2 separate regions of the Homo sapiens genome follow, and region 1 is linked to region 2. A link is an interaction called in ENCODE POLR2A ChIA-PET data of the cell type or tissue named here. Cell type or tissue: Panc1. All regions are shown on one strand. Each heading gives the region's core, and the rest is flanking DNA. Links, peaks and the distances in the headings are about the cores only. Region 1 overlaps PSMA6 (proteasome 20S subunit alpha 6). Region 2 has its middle 30 kb from the start of NFKBIA.

Region 1 (4,392 bases), core at 98-4,097, 58 kb after region 2:
TGAACTCCTGAGCTCAAGTGATCTGCCCGGCTAAGCCTCCCGAAGTGTTGGGGTTACAGGTGTGAGCCAGCACGCCTGGTGCTGGCTATGAAATGTCTTAAGCCAAGTAAACTTGTACCAGTGTCAACAAAATGACTAAAGCTACAATGTGAAGATGGTGAATATTTGTCTGCATATACCAAAGGCTTAATACTTAAAATTGGAGGCAAACCACAATGAGACATCACCTCACTAGTTAGAATAACTATTATCAAAAAGACAAAACATAAGAAGTGTTGAGGATGCAGAGAAAAGGGAACCCTTACAATTAAGGGAAATGTACATGAGTACAGCCATTATGGAAAACAGTATGAACGTTCCTAAAAAAATTAAACAGAATTACTCTATGACCCAACAACTGCACTCCTTGGTATGTATTCAAAGGAAGTGAAATCCGTATGTTGAAGAGGTATCTGCAATCCCATGTTTATTGCAGGACTATACACAATAGCCAAGATATAACTGACTTAAGTGTTCAAAGTGAATGAATGGATAAAGAAAATGTGATATATATACACAAAGGAACACTATTCAGCTATTAAAAAGAATGAAATCCTGTTATTTATAACATGAATGAACCTAGAGGACAATACATTAAGTGAAAATAAGCCAGATACAGAAAGACAAATGCCACATTTTCACTTACATGCCAAGTCTAAAAACGTTGATCTATAAGTAGTGAATAGTACATAGAACAGTGGTTACCAGGGACTGGAGGTGGTAGTGGGAGGGATGGGGAGAAGGTGGTGAACAGCTAAAAAGTTACAATTAGACAGGAGGGGCCCAGTGCAGTGACTTACACCTGTAATCCCAGCACTTTGGGAGCCTGAGATAGGACTGTTCGAGGCCAGGAGTTTAAGACTAGCCTGGGTGACATAGGGAGACCCCTATGTCAATATTTTAAAAGATAAAAAATTAGCCAGGCCTGGTGATGCATGTCTGTAGTCTTAGCTACTTGGGAGGCTAAGGTGGGAGGACTGCTTAACCCCAGGTATTTAAGGTTGCAGTGAGCTATGAGCACGCCTGCCACTGCACTCCAGCCTGGGTGAGATCAAGTACCTGTCTCAAAAAAGAGAAAAAAGGAGTAAGATTTGGTATCCTATTGCACAGCAGAGTGACTACAGTCAACAGTAAGGTACTGTGGACCCAGGCACTGTGGCTCATGCCTGTAACCCCAGCATGTTGGGAGACTGAGGCAGAAGGATCGCTTAATGCTAGCCAGGAGTCTGAGACCAGCCCACGCAACATAGTAAGACCCCAACTCTACAAAAAAATAATAAAATTAGCTGGGTACAATGGTGTACACCTGTAGTACCAGCTACTAAGGAGGCTGAGGTGAGAGGATTACTTAACAAGGGAGTTCAAGGCTGCAGTGAGCCATAATCATGGCACTGCACTCTAGCTTGGGCAATAGAGCAAGATCTTGTTTTAAAAAACAAAAAACTAATAAGGTATTGTGTACCTCAAAATAGCTAGAGGAGAGGATTTTAAATGTTCTCACCACAAAAACACCGTGTTTCAGGTGATGGATATGCTAATCACCCTAATTTGATCATTATAATGTATACATGTATCGAAACATCACATTGCACCCCATAAATATGTACATTAGGTGTCAAAAATAAATTTTAAAATAGGAGGTGAAAACAACAGGATGCAATTATTTTCCAAAAGCCTTGTTTTTATTTATATAGAGTCCTAACCACTTCGGTGGTAGGAGGAGTGGGAGAGGCTCCTTTTTCAATCCAGGGACCTCCATGATGTTGGTTTGTTGTTACCAAACACACAGGTAAGTGGCATCACGGATCTGGTAAACTAACGACAATGTTTAGTCTCTCTCTGCTAGAGCAACAAGGTGAGCATCAATCTCTGCTTCTGTAAGAATCCTAGAAGGCAAAAGGGGGAAAAAAACAACGATTTAAAAAAAATTTTTTCAAACACACGTAAAAGTGGGATAGTATAATAAACTCCCATATACCTATCAACCTACTTTAACAATTATCAATTTATAAACCAATCTTTAAAAAATCTATACACACACTTATCTTCCCTCAGATTATTTTGAAGGAATTCCCAGATATTATACCACCTTCACCTATACACAAAAATGTTTACTTTGACATCAGATTTAGAATTGTATCTTGAAAATAAAATTCTTTAGTTGCAGCTAAGATAGAAAATATTTCAATTGAATAACATAAATAAAGCTAAACTATAAAGTATTCTATTTAGCTTCTATGTCAAAATGCATTTATTTTTTATTTTTTTTGAGACAGAGTCTTGCTCTGTCACCCAGGCTGGAGTGCAGTGGCGTGATCTCGGCTCACTGCAAGCTCTGCCTCCCAGGTTCAAACGATTCTTCTGCCTCAGCCTCCTGAGTAGCTGGGACTACAGGCATGTGCCACTATGCCCAGCTAATTTTTCTATTTTTAGTAGAGATGGGGTTTCACCATATTGGACAGGCTGGTCTGGAACTCCTGACCTCGTGACCCGCCTGCCTCAGCCTCCCAAAGTGCTGGGATTACAGGCGTGAGCCACCTTGCCCAGCCGTCAAAATACATTTATATGTAGTATAACTGAAATTTATGTCAGCTCAAAGATAAAAATTCATGAAGAAATTTTAAGCATATTAAAGTGTTCAGATTCAGAAGTTCATGAAAATAAAGTTATAATTCTATGAATAGTCTACCAGCCAGAGAGTGCTCCATGTTGAACATATATTTCCTTTCTCTTTTTTTTTTTTTTTTTTGAGATGGAGTCTGACCCTGTCGCCCAGGCTGGAGTGCAGTGGCACAATCTTGGCTCACTGCAACCTCCGCCTCCCAGGCTCAAGCAATTCTCCTGCCTCAGCCTCCCAAGCAGCTGGGATTACAGGCGTCCACCACCACATCTGGCTAATTTTTGTATTTTTAGTAGAGATGGGGTTTCACCATGTTGGCCAGGCTGGTCTCAAACTCCTGACCTCAAGTGATCTGTCCACTTTGGCCTCCCAAAGTGCTGGGATTACAGGTGTGAGCCACCATGTGTGGCCCTGAACATGTATTTTCTAAATGATGTTTGCCTCGAAAGGAAGCAATTGTTTGGCAACCTTGTTAATGTGACCTATTACTACTAGACTTCTAAAAAGTGAAATTTGTCAAAAGGACATTTTTTAGTGCAACTGAAGGCAATATCAAGCAGTTTAAATAGTTGTTGATGCTTATGCTATGTACTGTAATTATTTACATATATTTACTATCACAGAATTTATAAATGATACAAAGTTTTTTGAAGACAAGATTTTTGATTCCTTACCAATTTAAAAAATAACAAATACAATTTTAAAGGTGGCAGGAAGGTCTCCAAACAGAAAAGAAAACAAGAACTAATTGTAGGTTCCTTAGAGAGATTTTAAGATTATTCTTGCTGAAATTTTTACTTAAAAAAAAAAAAGGCACCTTTTTCAAAAGCAACTTGATCCCTGCCCCCACCCCTCACCCCTACCCCAACCCAAGTTACAAGACTTCTTCCTACGGGAAGAAAAGCTAGGATAGATTCGCTTTTGGTGTTGTCGGTTGTTTTTTTAACAGATGAGGTCTCACTATGTTACCCAGGCTAGAGTGCAGTGGCTATTCACAGGCACTATCATTGCGCACTACAGCTTTCAACTCCAAGGCTCAAGCCATCCTCTTGCCTCAGCCTCCTGAGGAGCTGAGACTACAGATGCATGCCACAGCACCCAGCTGTTTTTTTTTTTTTAAAGTCCTATGAATTTTTCTGAATCTGTCATGTTTATATGACTTATCTGTGGGCAACCAAAAGAACAAATTAGGAAAAAAAAGAACAAACGAAAAACCTCTTCAAGGTCTAGTTAAGCTTAGTTTACCACTCCCGTACCCCACACCACAACCAAGACCATGTGTCTTTATGGTTGTGATCTAAGAATAGATACACATAATAGTTAAAATGCCTCCCAGTAGTTCCTTGTATCTGTCGATTTAACTGCAGTATTTTCATTAAAGATAAGAGCATCCTGGTCCATGGTATATCAACTGCCTCACAGGGCTGCTGGGAGGATTAAATGAGCTGATTATACGAAGCACTCAGTATGGATTTGAATCATGGAAGCTATAAGGCTGATGTGTGGGAGTTAGTCACTTAGTGAGTAAGAACACACACACACACACACACACACACACACACACACATCCAGCAACTGCAAGTCAATTAGCTGTATTCAAAATTTGGGCTTTCCAAAGATCTCTAGATAAGGGTCTGACATATATCAGTAACTCATATTGCTCCTCAAAGTTCTACTTAAATAACCACTAAATAACCAAAGTTCTATCTGAAAAACTTGCAAACTACTACTTT
Region 2 (4,392 bases), core at 101-4,100:
GAGCCTTGATAAGCGCTTGCACCTTATGTCTGTTCTCTCAGATCACTCCCTCCAAGCCTGGTTGCCATGCAGTAAGGAAGTCCTGGCTAGCCAGCACAGGAAGAAGGACAGAGCTCCCAGCTCAGTGCAGGCACATGAGCAATACTCGTGAAGCCAAAGAACCTCCCTGCCAACGCACAGGATCATGAGAAACAATCAAGGTTGTTTTAAGCCACTGAGTTTTTGGCTGGTTTATTACACAGCAATAGGTAACTGAAACACATGGGAATGTGGACGCAGTAGGATGCTAAGGCAGAAATTAAAATACAAAGGAAGATGTTCATCGTAATCGAGACTTTGTAAAATGCATGCCTATACCACAAACCAGGATTAGAAGCTACTTTAAAATTAAATAAAGTGCCTGCTGCTCATTGGGTTACTTTTTAAAGTATATATTTCTTTAAAAGTGCTGTAAGAAACTTCAAAAAGCCAGTCATAGCTCCTGCTATCAAGAACTTCCAGTCATTGGGAAAAGTAATGCCAGGGAGCTCTTAAGAACAGTGCTGGTGACTCCCAGCCCAGAGAGGGACTGCCTGGATAGGAGAGGTTCTGGGGCTAGCGGAAGGCCAGTGCAGCTTGCAGGAGAAGCAACCTATATGTTCTTTTTATTGAAAAGTGTCTCTCCATAAGGAAGGAGCTCCACCATCGAACAGAATGAATGTGTGTGTGTGTGTGTGTGTGTGTGTGTGCGCGCGCGTGTGACTCTATCCTCGGGAAAGCCCCCAGTCCTGAGCCTGGTGGTTGAGACAGGACTGGGCTCTGCCTCCAGGCTCACAGGGCCTTTTTGGGACCCAGTGACAAGTCTTGAACTCTCAGCTCTTCAAGTCAGCTTCAGACCAAACCATGCTGGGCTTGCCCTCAGCAAGTGGGTGACACGATATGACATGCAGTGCTGGATGTTCTGCAGTTAGTTGAGCTCTCGCTGGCTGAAATATACCATATGTGAGCTGTGCGTGAAATTAGGAAAATTACAGCATTGGTAAGGAAGGCATGACATCTGGGAAAGTACCTTTTTTTTTTTTTTTTTTTTGAGATGAAGTGTTGCTCTTTGTTCCCCAGGCTGGAGTGCAATGACATGATCTCCACTCAGTGCAACCTCTGCCTTCCAGGTTCAAGTGATTCTCCTGCCTCAGCCTCCTGAGTAGCTGGGATTACAGGCATGTGCTACCATGCCCAGCTAATTTTTGCATTTTTAATAGAGATGGGGTTTCACCATGTTGGCCAGACTGGTCTCGAATTCCTGACCTCACATGATCCACCTGCCTTGGCCTCTCAAAGTGCTGGGATTACAGGTGTGAGCCACCTCACCCGGCCTGGAAAGTACTTTAAAAAAAAAAAAAAAAACTTGGCCAGGTGTAGTGGCTCACACCTGTAATCCCAGCACATTGGGATGCCGAGGCGGGCAGATCACGAGGTCAAGAGTTCGAGACCAGCCTGGCCAACATGGTGAAACTCCAGCTCTACTAAAAATACAAAAATTAGCTGGGCATGGTGGCGTGCACCTGTAGTCCCAGCTACTTGGGAGGCTGAGGCAAGAGAATCGCTTGAACCCGGGAGGCAGAGGTTGCAGTGAGCCAGGATTGTGCCACTGCCCTCCAGCCTGGCGAGAGAGCAAGACTCCGCCTCAAAAACAAACAAACAAACAAACAAAAAAACCCTTAGGTAATTTGGCAAAACAAGCTACTATAAAGACATTCCATCCTTTCAATTTCTTGACTATAGTGTTCATATACATTTTATATACATTTATAAGCTCAAATGAATATTAATAATATCAATATTAAATTAATAATGAATATTAATAAAAAACTAGGATGCCATTGATCATGCTGTGTGCGAAAGTTTGGCTGGGATTTTATGACCTATTTAGAGGCAAATTTTCTGTTAGCACTATTGTGTCTGGTTCATGAGATGAACTAATAGTTATTTCCTGGTGTTTCAGGTAGCCCTGGCTACCTGGCCCCAGCTAGTCTGCCATCCTCTCGCAGAAGCACATCATGTAATTCAGCCATTCCAGACCCAATCACTTCTGAAAAAGTGGGAGCACTGTTTCTGCCAACCCAGAGTCTTTTGTAACTGAGCCCGGGTCTCCTGCAGAGAGAGTTACGCAGGGAGATCTTGGTTCGATCTGACTCTTTAAAGGGAAGAACACTGTGTTTGCGACACTTCTGGTCCTCCTTGTGAAATGAAGTGCTGAGTCACCTCTATGAGGAATTCCTGTAATGAGCTTCCTAGATTTCCCAAGCCTCCTTTTATATTCATTTTTCCTTGATTAAGAAATGAGTGCAGGCCGGGTGTGTTGGCTCATGCCTGTAATCCTAGCACTTCGGGAGGCCAAGGAGGGAGGATCACTTGAGCTCAAGTGTTCGAAACCAGCCTGGGTCACATGGTGAAACCCCATCTCTACAAAAAATACAAAAGAATTAAAAGAATTAGCTGGGTGTGGTGGTACATGACTGTAGTCCCAGCTACTTGGGAGGCTGATGCAGGAGAATTGCTTGAACCTGGGAGATAGAGGCTGCAGTGAGCTGAGATTGTGCCACCGCACTCCAGCCTGGGTGACAGAGCGAGACCCTGTCTCAAAAAAAAAAAAAAAATGGTAGCCTAGTCAATATCACAGAAGGTAGGGAGACATAGGTGTTAACAGCTGGGACTCCTTCAGGTGCAGCACAGGGGGCTTTGAAACAGAACCTGTCTCTTTCTCTCTCTCTCTCTTTTTTTTTTTTTTTCTTGAGACGGAGTTTCACTCTTGTTGCCCAGGCTGGAGTGCAGTGGCACGATCTCAGCTCACTGCAACCTACACCTCCCAGGTTCAAGCAATTCTCCTGCCTCAGCCTCCTGAGTAGCTGGGATCACAGGCACGTGCCATCACGCCCGGCTAATTTTTGTATTTTTAGTAGAAATGGGGTTTCACCGTATTGGCCAGGCTGGTCTCGAACTCCTGGTCTCAGGTGATCCACCTGCCTCAGCTTCCCAAAGTGCTGGGATTATAGGCGTGAGCCACCGCGCCTGTCCTCTATCTCTTTCTTTTTTCTTTTTTTTTTTTTGAGACAGAGTCTCACTCTGTCACCCAGGCTGGAGTGCAATGGCACAATCTCTGCTCACTGCAACCTCCGCCTTCCGGGTTCAAGCGATTCTCCTGCCTCAGCCTCCTGAGTAGCTGGGATTACAGGCGCACACCACCACGCCTGGCTAATTTTTGTAATTTTGGTAGAGCCGGAGTTTCACCATGTTGGTCAGGCTGGTCTCGAACTCCTGACCTCGTGATCCACCCACCTCGTGATCTGCCTGCCTCAGCCTCCCAAAGTGCTAGGATTACAGACATGAGTCACCGCGCCTGGCCTCTCTCCCTCCCTCCCTTTTCTTTTCTTTTCTTTTCTTTTCTTTCTCTTTCTTTCTTTCTTTCTCTTTCTTTCTTTCTTCCTTCCTTCCTTTCTTTCTTTTTCTTTCTCTTTCTCTCTTTCTCTTTCTTTTTTCTTCTTTTTCTTTTTTTTTTTTTTTAGATATGAGGTCTACACTATGTTGCCCAGGCTGGTCTTGAACTCTTGGGCTCAAGCAATCCTCCTGCCTGTGCCTCCCAAAATTCTGGGATTACAGGCATGAGCCACCACACCTGGTCCAGAACCTGCCCTTTCTATTTGCTAAAGGCTCCATTCATAGACGCAGGAAAGACTGCTGGCCAGGACCCTTCCCTGGGAAAAGAGGGGCCAGCTGCATACACAGTGTTGACTTTCTGCCCAAATGGTCTGCTTCAAAAGTCCACTTTGTCTCAATGGGAACTTTTAGTTCTGACTGCTCAGTGCCCCAGGCCTCTGATATCCTGATGAGGGGAAGGCACTAGTTACTACTGTTTCTGGCTTGCTAGTCCTGCACCTTGGCTTGCCTTCCAGCCTCATTGTTTTTGTTTTGTTTGAGACAGGGTCACACGCCATCTCCCAGGCTGGAGTGCAGTGGTGCAATCATGTCTCACTGTGGCAGCCTCAACCTTGCAGGCTCAAGCAATTATCCTATCTCAGCCTCCTGAGTAGCTGGGACTACAGGTGCATGCCACCACACCTGGCATTGTAGACACAGGGTCCCACTATGTTGCCCAGGCTGGTCTAGAACTCCTTGGCTCAAGCAATCCTCCTGCCTTTGCCTCCCAAAGTGCTGGGATTACAGGTGTGAGCCACCGTGTCCTGGCCCAGCCTCATTGTTGTGCAGTCTGAACAACCAAGCTCCTGGTGAGAATTCCATGACCCACCCTCCAGCAGGCAGCAACAGGGGTGGGCCCAGGGTCCAGCTGGACGCATTCCTTATGGTCTCCTCTTGCCCACTGGCAGCCAAGGATCTGGTCTGAGCAAGGCCTTCTAA

The links. ChIA-PET counts read pairs that join two places held together with the same protein. Peaks named below come from ENCODE experiments on the same cell type or tissue, not always from the same donor. Only the 100,000 strongest peaks of a DNase experiment are listed, where the experiment ranks them.
Region 1: POLR2A ChIA-PET joins it to region 2 with 10 read pairs; 14 of 35 experiments call an interaction of 5 or more read pairs at or near these places.

Annotation. Positions count from the first base shown.
Region 1 is chr14:35,314,782-35,319,173 of GRCh38, reverse strand. PSMA6 (proteasome 20S subunit alpha 6) reads right to left here. Exons shown (of 7, transcript NM_002791.3): 7 at 1,681-1,925. The coding sequence ends at 1,868. It overlaps PRORP-PSMA6 (PRORP-PSMA6 readthrough), which reads right to left. Exons shown (of 15, transcript NR_182666.1): 15 at 1,703-1,925. Among named protein-coding and RNA genes, the nearest start is that of PSMA6, 25 kb to the right of the region's middle. In Panc1, for the core only: no CTCF peak of the experiment used is centred there; no DNase peak of the experiment used is centred there.
Region 2 is chr14:35,372,364-35,376,755 of GRCh38, reverse strand. No RefSeq gene overlaps it. Among named protein-coding and RNA genes, the nearest start is that of NFKBIA, 30 kb to the left of the region's middle. RefSeq lists an enhancer at 1-173. In Panc1, for the core only: no CTCF peak of the experiment used is centred there; a DNase peak (open chromatin) is centred at 2,265; H3K27ac peaks cover 2,417 bases.